Regions from separate parts of the Mus musculus genome. Here region 1 is linked to region 2. The links are chromatin loops, found by intact Hi-C in ENCODE. Cell type or tissue: left cerebral cortex. All regions are shown on one strand. Links, peaks and the distances in the headings refer to the core of each region. The heading gives the core; the rest is flanking DNA. Region 1 overlaps Ptk2b (PTK2 protein tyrosine kinase 2 beta). Region 2 overlaps Ptk2b (PTK2 protein tyrosine kinase 2 beta).

Region 1 (5,378 bases), core at 135-5,134, 45 kb before region 2:
AAAATTCCATTCAACATACAATTAAGTGTAGCTCACTGCCACTCTGGAGTTGGGGTGGGGTGGGGTGATTAAGTTGTCAGTTTGGACACAGGGAACCATGACATGCGTTGGTAGACTTGAGCCTTGATAGTCCCGTGTTCTGTGTGTAGATGGGAAAGGGCTCAAGGAAGAGACGCTTTGGAGCAATTCCAGTGGGATACTTTGCTTTCTGCTCCATGATGATGTGGGGGGGGGGGGAGAGTAGTTGTCTCTTATTGTTGAAAAAACATGGGCTAGGGCTGTCACTGTGGAGAGCGTGGGGTAGGCTGCTCTAAACTGCTCTCCACTCACACACTCTCTCCTTAAGGGGAATGTTTTCCTCCACCTCACCAACTATTAGATGGGTTTCCTCCAATGACACCATCTCTTATTGCTAAAGGACTGGTCCCCTTGCTGTGCTGCACTCTCAGACACCTGGAGCTAGAACTTCCATAAAGCATACAATGACCCTCAATGACAGGGGACCCCCATCCCCCAGAGTTTCTCCTATCTAAGTGCAGCACAGAGAGTCACTTCCTTTCCTCCTTGTATGAAGGGAGTCTTCTAATGCATGGCCTCTCTTACTCTATGTTTTGGAGAAATGATTCTACCACTGCCTTGAAAGTCATAGCTGGAAGTGGAAGTAGACAAAACACTATCTATGACCCCCACCCCCCAGGACAGGGTCTCACTATGTAGCCTTTGCTTGACTGAAACTCACTATGTAGAAAAGGCTGGCCTCAAGCTCAGAAGTCTTTCTCCTTCTGCCTCCTTAGTGCTTAGGGATTAAGGGGCTGTGCCACCATACACAGGATTATGCCAAGACCACTCCATCAAAGGAAAACCAACAGAGCCCACTTCTCTTCCCATTCCCCTTTCCCACTCTTCCCCAGCATGCAGCTCTCCAGCATGCACAGCTCCTAGAACTTCAGCCTTGTGCATCATCTCAGTGTCGTTGCCTAGTAACAATATGCTTAGCAACCAGTAAAGGAAGTGTGATCACACCTCTCAGCATTGTACATGGAGCACTGCAGACAATACAAACAGCTCCTGATTTCTCTCTGCGGCTACAGGAAGGTAACTTTCAGAGGTGGCCAGCGTTCTGCTCTTGAGATACAGTGCTCACCATCCAGGGGCCCACATTGGTTGTTGTTTGGCTTTTACTTGGCATTGGATAATATCTTTGTGGGGGCGGGTGGGTAGGTGGTTCTTGAAGGGCCGGATCTCTCTGCTTGCACTTGTTCCCAGGATGCCTCTGATGCAGTCAGGGCAGCTTGCAGAATCCTCTCTGCTCCCACGCAGCCCTCCCTGCACCAAGCCTGCACCCCTGCCCCCAGTCACTGTGTTCCCCACATCCTCTTCCATTTGGAGATGATTCTCTACACCCTACCATTTACCTGTCAGCTATTGCTCTGCCTGTGCCTAGAGCAGTAGCTCTCAACCTTCCTAATGCTGCGACCCTTTAATGCAGTTCCTCATGGTGTGGTGAGCCCCTCCCCCAACAACAACAGGATTATTTTGTTGCTACTTCATAACTGTACTTTTCTGACTGTTATGAATCATAATATATGATATGCAATATATCTGATATGCAACCCCCAGAGGAGTCATGATCTAGAGGCTGAGAACCACTGGCCTAGAGTCTTTGTCTTTCAGACACTCCAGTCTCAGTTTCCCATGATCTTCATGTCCTTCCCCTCTCTCTGCTCTTACATGTATATGCATCCCATCCTGATTCAACCTCTGGACCAGACATCACACAAGTTGGGGACAAGATTGGTAGCTACCTGCTCAGGCTCAGACTCTCTGGCTGGCTGTGCCGTCTGCTAATCCACAACACCCAAGAATCTCCAGTGAAGTCATAATAATTCGCTTTTTGATAAGAAATCCCAGAGACTGCGCCCTTTAGCCCTGCTGTCTCTTAAGCCAAACCCAGCTTCTGGTTGGCGTCTCAGGACTCAGGGTCCTGCAGAAACCAGAGGAGAGCTGAGCTGCACTGCTTGGCAGCTGGGAAAGCAGGCTCAACAGCCATGCGTTCTCTCCTTCACCTTGGAATTGGACCCTTGAGTATAGGACTTGACCTGTCTATTAGAAGAGCTGCTTGCAAGGCCCAAAGAAGATAAATGCACTGATATACTCTACACACCCTGAGCCTCTTTACAGATTTTTGAGAGAAGAATTTTCTTGGGGAAAAAAAATCTGGTCTTGTTTTTGCCGTGAGATGGAAAAAGATAGCTAAGACTGAAACAGATACATGTCAGTCACCCATTCTTTGATGACCTTGGTGGCAACATCAAACCCTTTTAAGATGCTCTATCTCGAAGCTGTCAGAATAAATTATAGCCACACTTCTACCTTTTCTTTCCTTGGGCCCCATGATTAAGGTGGCTAGGTGGCACCTAGTTAGGACTTTAAGAACATTTTACAGGCCTCTTCTAATTCTGGCTGGGGAACAAAAACCAAATGAGTCAGAAGCTAACCAAGGCTGAGTTGAGGTGCTGAGAGAGCAGTCCCTGAGGTGGGTGTTTGGGGTTTATGTCACCTGTACTTCCATGGCAATTACGTGGTAGCTGGGTGAAGGGCAAATTTGCAAATGCAGGCTTTCTGGAGGCAAGAGGTGGCAAAGCACACTCCATAGGTGGTTTAGAGTAAGTCAAATAGAATTTGGGTGTTATTGGATCTCGAAGGTTGGGAGTCTGGCCAAAGATGAACAGACATTCCAGAGGCATGAGCGCTTTGCCCGAACACCTACCCTTAGGCAATTGGAGGCTTGTCTCATAAAGGAAGATCTCTACGGGAAAGGTAGGAAACCCAGCAAGCTCTCAAGGCTCCTTCTCTCACCGGACGATACTTTTCAAAGCCCTTAGAAAGGGGCATGTGCAGCTTCACCGAGCGAGCGAGTTTACCAACCCCCACCCCCTCAATCGTGCAACGTCATTGAGGAGCTAAGCAGGGCTTCTTGCTAAAACTCCTGCTTTTTAATTAAAAGAAAAACAAAAACAAAACCTTAATCCCTAGAAGTTAAATATACCACAGAGGTCAACCAGTGACCTAGTTAGAGCTAGCTTTGAAAAGACAGAGGGATTTGATGAGGATCTACGGGGAGGCAGATTTACCAATTTTCTACCCAGACAGCTAGAATAGTAGGTCATAACCAAAGGCAGTTAAGTCAAGAGAGACTCTGGCAACTGCCCAACCTACCCACCATTCACAGCTTAGGAAACTGTTTCCCAAGATGCGACTGGAGGTTAACTGTGAACACTTAAAAAAAATGTTTCTTTTACATTGCAAATAAAAATACCTAACTAAAACAATAGAAGAGCATTTACCCAAGGCTCTGCTATAACATGGAGGCAGTCTCTGTCCAGATTCCCCGAATCTGTTGACTTCCATACCTCTGCTTACTCCAGTGCAACTCTAGGCAAGGCTGGGACTGGATCTCCAAAAAGATCTTTTACAATCCCAGAGTAGGTTTTTTTTTTTTTTAACCATTTTAAACATTAAATTGTCAACACTTCACAAGTCACAGGATCATTTCAGACACATTATCTTTTGAATAAAACATAGACATAGTCTATGGGGAAATGTTAATCATGAAATATCAGTCTTAAGCCACTTTCTCAAAACACACCTGCTGCAATGGGGTTAAAGCTGCCTGCCCAGGGCTGATGTGAAAGTAGACCGTGTGTTTGGTTTCTGTAAGCCACGGCCCACGTAGCAGGCAGGGAAACAGGGCTAACGGGGTGGGGAAAAGCAGTTTGAACACCTTCCCCCGCACAGGCTCTTGTCTACAGCTTTTGTTCCCAGCGTCTCTTCAATAAATATGACTCAGTCTGATGTTCGGGTTCCACTTCCTCTGGGCAGGGAGCTGACTCTGTGCTGCCTATCCTGGGTGACTCAGGGGCCCATGGGCAGGGCTGTGTCTTCTTTGCTCAGCCAACCCAGCTCCCTTCTGTCGTGGGATCTCTGCTCTTCTTCGATTCTCCAGCTTTCTGTATGCTCAATGAAGAACTACGGTGGCGTCTCTCCCCGCCCCACTGTACATAGATCTTGGTGAGCAGCCAAAGGGCTTTTTTTACACCCACTTACTCCTCTGCATGAGGTATGGAAGGCCAAGTGAGGGTCACAATGGATTCCTGTGAGAAACACAAATAAAAACCAAGAGCTGGAGAGATGGCTCAGCCGGTAAGGGCACCGGCTGCTCTTCCAGAGGACCCCAGTCTGATTCTTAGCATCCACACAGTAACTTACAATTGTCCAAAACTTCAGTTCCAGGGCATCCAATGCCTCCTTCTAGACTCCATACTTCCAGACTGTGGTGCAAATGCTACATGCAGGCATAATACTCATACACATAAAATAATAATAATATAAAGATAAAACATTATAAAGACACCCCCCCCACACACACACACACTGAACCAAGAGAAGCCTTTTAGCCTCTCCTTTCTCTTCTAAATGCCCATCAAGGTAAGCAGGTACTTCACTGGGCAGGGGCAGGCGGGGATTGGGGTAGTAAGAGACCCCATACTTGTGAACCTGTGTTTTGCCATAAGAGTCAGCCAGAGACTATGGAGATAGATCCATGTCTTGTGGGCATGAGCAGCTGAGTTCAGTTTCCAAGCGTTCATGTAAAAGAAAGCTGAGCCTGGTGGTTTTCACTTCTATTCTAAACACTAGAGAGATGGAGACAGGTGAATCCTTAAAGTTCACAGGTGAAGCAGCAAACCTCCTCAGCCAGATTCAAGCCAGTGAAAAATAGGAGACGAGTGGAACCTGGGGAAAGATACCTAAAGTTGTCCTCTTGCTTCTACACACACACACACACACACACACACACACACACACACACACACACACACCAGCCATACTAACAACTTTATCTATCTAGATGCATATTTTTCTAAACTCAGGACGGTTTTGTATCGAAACCAGTAACATTTTCTTCAAGAACAAAATATAATGATTCAGAATAGTAAACATTTTCGCTATATGATTTAAAAGATTTATTCAGCATTAACTATGAGAGAGCACTAGAAATTGATTCAGGTTTTTCATTGATGGAGCTTGTGATGGATTGACTAAGATGCCCCCCATAGTCTTGGGTATGCAAACATTTGTTTCCCAGTTGGTGGTGCTCTTTGGGAAGTTTAGGAAGTGCGGGCTTGTTGAAAGAAGTGCATCACTGGAGATGGGCTTTGAGGATTTAAAGACACGAGCCACTTCTGGCTCGCTGTCTCTGCTTCGTGCTTAGGGTTCGGGATGTGATCTCTTAGCTTCCTGCTCTCGCCACCACCCCTTTACTTTGCATCATGGACTTGATCCCTAAGGAACTGAAAGCCCAACGGAACTCTTTCTTC
Region 2 (5,347 bases), core at 348-5,347:
CCCAGTTCTCACCGTTGGATCTTGAACTTTACCAATACATTTTAAGCCTATTTAAGTATTCTCTCGTACTTGTCCAGCATTTCAGGGGGCATCTGGGGGTGTCTAGGATGTGCCTACTGATGCTGCAGCCCTCTGAATGAAGATGCTACCTAGACTGAAGGGGCACCTGATGGGATCACTAAAGACATTTCTCTCTTTCTCTCTATGTAAACCTCTCTCTATGTATCCCTATGTCATACCAGCATCTTGGGGGGTTAGAATTTGAGCATATAAATATTAAGGGACTCATGCATTCAGTCCATTGCAGATAAGGTCAAGTCCCTGGGGTTGTGTGTCATAGGTCACTCCACTTCCCCCCTCAGATGCCTGTCTCCCAATCCACCTTTGTGAAAGCCTTGTGTACAACTTACCACATACAAATTGAAGCCTACCAGACCAGCAGATCCTCAAGCCAGCAGGCCAGCACTTCCTGGAGCATATGCAGTTGCTTGTTTGTACTCCTGACTAGGACTATGCTATTTAGGGACTAAGTACCCCCCCATCTTCCCAATCCTAATGTACCATTGCCATCATCCCTCCTGGGCCCCCTCAGGCCTTGCCACTTCAGTATTCTCCCTCATCTCCCAGCTGCCTGTTCTGCATCTTTGCCTAAAGGCTTTCTGGCATCTCCCTTGTGCAGAACTGACAAGAACTGCCAAGAACACTGAGCATATGAAGTGGAGTAGACATGCTCCCAGCTCTCCCTTTCTCTGAGTGAGATGTGGTCGGTCCATCCTGGGCTCCCCAGTCCCCTCCAGTTCCCAGAGGATTGAAAGGGGGCTTGTCCAAGATTCAGTACTCAGCACAGTCCCCTTTTCGCCTGTCTTTCCTTCAATGCCACATTGTTCTACGCTCCTGGGGGTGCTTCCTGCAGACACCCCTCAAATAACTTCTGAATTCCTTCAAGAAGAATTTATATGGATTGTTACTGTAGGGTAGAACACTAGGGTCCACTATACATAGAGGGATTATTGAGAGAGGGGGGTTACATATAAAGAGAGAGAGGTATACATAGAGACAGGTATACAAATTCAGATAGACTTCTAGAACACATATTCTCCTTTCTGTCAGTCTAGTCCCAAGATGTATCCACCCTTGTGAGCTCAGCCTTGTGCTCCCCTTTTCTGCTTCCCCTGACCCCAGAGACATGTCTTCTTTCTCCCTGAATTCTTACAATACCGCCTTTGTCCCTTCCTAAAACATATCTCCTTTTTTGTTGTTGTTCTTTGGTGTTGTTGTTGTATGGGTATACACACATGTACATATGAGGTATGTGTGCACACACAGGTAGAGGTAAGATTTGAATGTCTTTCTCTTTCACTGTCCATTTTATTCTTGGAGACAAGATTTCTTGTGGAACTGAGAGCTTGTGGATTCAACTAGACTGGCCAGCAAGCTCCGAGACCCATCTTTTCCTCTCCACAGCCTCCATTGCTGGGGTTATAGGAGCACATCACCATACCTGGATTTTATGAGGTTACTGGGGATCTGAACTCTGGTCTTTGTACTTTATTGACTGAGCCATCTTCCCAGCCACTGCTTTATTGTTTTGTTTTAAAGGAATAGTTCCTTAGAGTAATGACTATTCAAATCTTTCCAGGTACCTGGATCAGTATAAATAAACAATCATAGGCTATGTTCTGCTTCTAAAATACTTGACTCCATATTTATATTGTTACTCTGCCAGCTCCATTATTTTTCCCTCCTAATTCCTGGTGCAGGCAACACCCCACCACCAAACTACACCCATATGAGAATGCACATCTTTTATCTCTAAGAATAACTCTCAGACCTAGGGCTTAGCTCATTCTAGAACTAGCTGGGTAGTTTTCTGTTTTGAGACAAGGTCTTGCTCTGTAGATCAGGTCAGCCTGACATTTATGACAACCCTCCTTCCTCAGCTTCCCAAGTGCTGCAATGACAGGTGTGAGCCGTCAGACCCAAGTTTAAGGTGATCGTTAGAAAAATTCTTGGAAATTAAGACCGCCTAATCCTCACCACAGACACATTCAATACATGCACAGAGGGCAGGGATTGGGGGTACACTGGTGACCCCTGTACAAGCCTCAGCTGATGTTGCCAATGCATAGTTACAACTTTTCTTACTTCTTTGGACATTCCCCCACTTTATAATTTTATACATTTATTTATGGTGTGTGTGTGTGTGTGTGTGTGTGTGTGTGTGTGTGAACCCATGTACATGTGCAGACAGTCACGTGGTGTACAAACTACTCTCTGGAGTAAGTTCTCTCCTGCCACCTTGTGGGATTGAGAATGGAATTTGTGGGATGGTCCTGCATCTCTCTGCTGAGCCATCTCAATAGCCTAATCCCTTGCTCTAGATCAGGAGAAGTCAGTCCTTGATAGTTCTGTTGTTTAACCAGGGATTTCCCAAGCTTCTTTGAGCATAAATCTCTTCTCTGAGCCTGCCTTCTTCCTTCCCCTTCCCTCTGGTTCTATCTCCTCTCCTCCCCTCTCTCACCTCCCTCCCTCCCTCCCTCCCTCCCTCCCTCCCTCCCTCCCTCCCTCCTTCCCTCCTTCCTTCCTTCCTTCCTTCCTTCCTTCCTTCCTTCCTTCCTTCCTTCCTTCCTTCCTTTCTATAGTACTAGAGATAGAAATCAGGACGTTGTGCACACCGGTCGTGTAATCTATTATGCATACTTCCCAGCCCCAGGGCAAACTCCTTGCAGAACACTGTATGCTATTTTAAAATACAAATGTAGTTAGTGTTTAAGTTTGAAAATAAGGGCTCTGTGTCACTAGCCCTTCTGAAGTTTCAAAAACCTATGTCCACTGGTGATTAAACTAGATTAAGACAGCTGAGATTCAGGCTGAATTACAGATTGCACGGATTCTTAATTTACTTCTGTGTCAGTACTGTGGCCAGGCTGTCCTCAGTACAGGCTGCAGTGTGCAGGAGCCCAGACTAGCTCTATCTGTCATGCAAAACAACTTTCTACCCTAAACAGCAGGGAACCAGCCAAGGGGCTTTTTTTCCCTAGGCCAGCCTTTCTGTGATCCCTGGTACTCTATGTGGTGAGTTCCTATGAGGTCCAGGCCTCCTATATGAAAACTCTAGCAAGTACTGAGGTTGTGAGCAAGATCAGTCAAGTTAATGGCCTGTACCTGATCTGGGCACTTTATCTTCTTCTCTGTACATTCTCTTGGGGCCACCGACCCCCAAGTTATGTTTCTTCTCAGATTTTCCTCTCCACTCCTGTTTTCCTTCTCCTATTTATCACAGCCTCACTCCCTGCTTTTTCTGCTCTGCTGTGTCATGCCACAGCCGCCTCCTCTCGCAGCTGCCTCATGTGCTAAGTGTGGGCCTCTTGCCTAGGAGCCAGTGTCGGAGGAGAACAGGGAAGGAAATAGGGCCAGAAGGCAGAGCTTGCGTGCTTGAGAGTGAGTCTAGATTATATACCTGGATGTTTTATCAAACTGGCTCCCATGCTTCAAAGCCTCCCCAGTCGAAGCAGCTGGAGGCCTTTGCAGGGAGTTTTCAGGATTAAAAGAATGGGCTGTTGTATCCATCCTGGGTCTTGTGGGTGTGCCAGCCTGGGGGATGTGGCATGTGGCTTGCAAGAGCTCACTCTGTGGCTGTCTCTCTGTTGTCTCTGCAGGACTGCAATGTGCCGGTCCTAGCTGCAGTCTGAGAGGATGTCCGGGGTGTCTGAGCCCTTGAGCCGTGTAAAAGTGGGCACTTTACGCCGGCCTGAGGGCCCCCCAGAGCCCATGGTGGTGGTACCAGTGGATGTGGAGAAGGAAGACGTGCGCATCCTCAAGGTCTGCTTCTACAGCAACAGCTTCAACCCAGGGAAGAACTTCAAGCTTGTCAAATGCACAGTGCAGACAGAGATCCAGGTAAGGGTGGCGGCCTCTGTTCCTCAGCTGCTCTGCTCCTCCTTCCACTTCCTGGACAGATGAGCAACCCTTCCTGAGCCTAGCAACTTCTTCTAGCATTGTCTGGGCAGGGCAGATGTTGGCATCAGGAGAGACATTTTCAGCTTGCTGTACCACTCTCCTCTAGCTGTGCATGCAGGGTTACACTACACTGGCCTGTTTTAACTTGCCTTTATTGAACATTTACTATATGTATCCCTGTGGTCAGTTTCTCAACATACATGCTATTGAATTCTCCCATGAGGAGACCCAATAAGAACATACCCATTCTCTTCCAGAACATTCCTTCATGATGGCCCTCAGAAGATTGCTCTGGAGGGCTCATAATTTGAGCAAAGGAATTGGGTACCTTGGGGGAAGTCTCCCCAGGCCCAAGGGGGCTAAATTGGCTCTGTCACTAGCCCTTCTGAAGTTTCAAAGACCTATGTCCACTGGCGACTCCTTTCATCAGTGCTATGGTAGTCCTAGCTGCCAGGTCACTGTGCTGTATCTTGTACAATGCACACTACAGCTCACACACCAGAATAGGATGCATTGATGAACACGCTGTCTCTTCCAGTTAGCATCCTTGCTTCAGTTGGGTAGACTTCTGTTACCCATAGCTGATCTGATTAGGGTTCTGCTTGCCCGTCACGTGTGAGGGTGTGTGCAGAGAGTAAGGAGGCCCTTTCCTCTGGCCTCTGCTGATACTCAAGCCTCCTTTGGGTGTCCCATTTCTGCACACACCTTATGCCATCCACCGCCAACTCAACCTGTTTGTTTCCAAAAGTTAACTTGATTTCCAAGTAGTGAGAAGCACCATAATGACCCAATTTTGATGACAAACGAACACATCTAGCTATTCCCACTAGAATGTGTTCTGAGGATGTGCTGAAGGACAGATGGAATTGAAGTCGTGGCACAACTGTCCATGGGGAAAAAATGGTGGAGACAAACCCAGACACTATTGCATAGGCCAGCAAGATTTTGATGAAGGGATCCTGGTATAGTTGTCTTGTATGAGGCTATGCCAGTGCCTGGCAAATACAGAAGTGGATGCTCAGAGTCATCTATAGGATGGAACACAGGGCCCCCAATGGAGAAACTAGACCAAGGAGCTAAAGGGGTCTGCAACCCTATAGGTGGAACAACAATATGAACTAACCAGTAACCCCCAGAGCTTATGTCTCTAGCTGAATATGTAGCAGAAGATGACATAGTTGGCCATCACTGGGAAGAGAGGCCCCTTGGTCTTGCAAACTTTATATGTCCCAGTACAGGGGAATGCCAGGACCAAGAAGTGGGAGTAGGTGTGTAGGGGAGCAGGGCGGGGGGAGGGTATAGGGAACTTTTGGGATAGCATTTGAAGTTTGAAATGTATATAAAGAAAATATCTAATTAAAAATACCTTAAAAAAAGAAATGGTGGA

The links. Hi-C counts contacts between places; a loop is a spot of excess contacts. Peaks named below come from ENCODE experiments on the same cell type or tissue, not always from the same donor. Only the 100,000 strongest peaks of a DNase experiment are listed, where the experiment ranks them.
Region 1: it touches region 2 in a loop (2.6-fold over the local background); 7 of 42 quality-filtered maps call a loop at or near these places.

What each region holds. Positions count from the first base shown.
Region 1 is chr14:66,256,328-66,261,705 of GRCm38, reverse strand. The region is part of intron 1 of Ptk2b (PTK2 protein tyrosine kinase 2 beta); the gene reads left to right. Among named protein-coding and RNA genes, the nearest start is that of Ptk2b, 22 kb to the left of the region's middle. In left cerebral cortex, for the core only: no CTCF peak of the experiment used is centred there; DNase peaks (open chromatin) are centred at 2,636, 2,901, 3,189, 3,825 and 3 more places; H3K27ac peaks cover 3,949 bases.
Region 2 is chr14:66,211,865-66,217,211 of GRCm38, reverse strand. Ptk2b (PTK2 protein tyrosine kinase 2 beta) reads left to right here. Exons shown (of 31, transcript NM_001162366.2): 2 at 3,660-3,900. The coding sequence starts at 3,697. Among named protein-coding and RNA genes, the nearest start is that of Gm52099, 17 kb to the left of the region's middle. In left cerebral cortex, for the core only: no CTCF peak of the experiment used is centred there; DNase peaks (open chromatin) are centred at 631, 2,288 and 3,369; H3K27ac peaks cover 1,510 bases.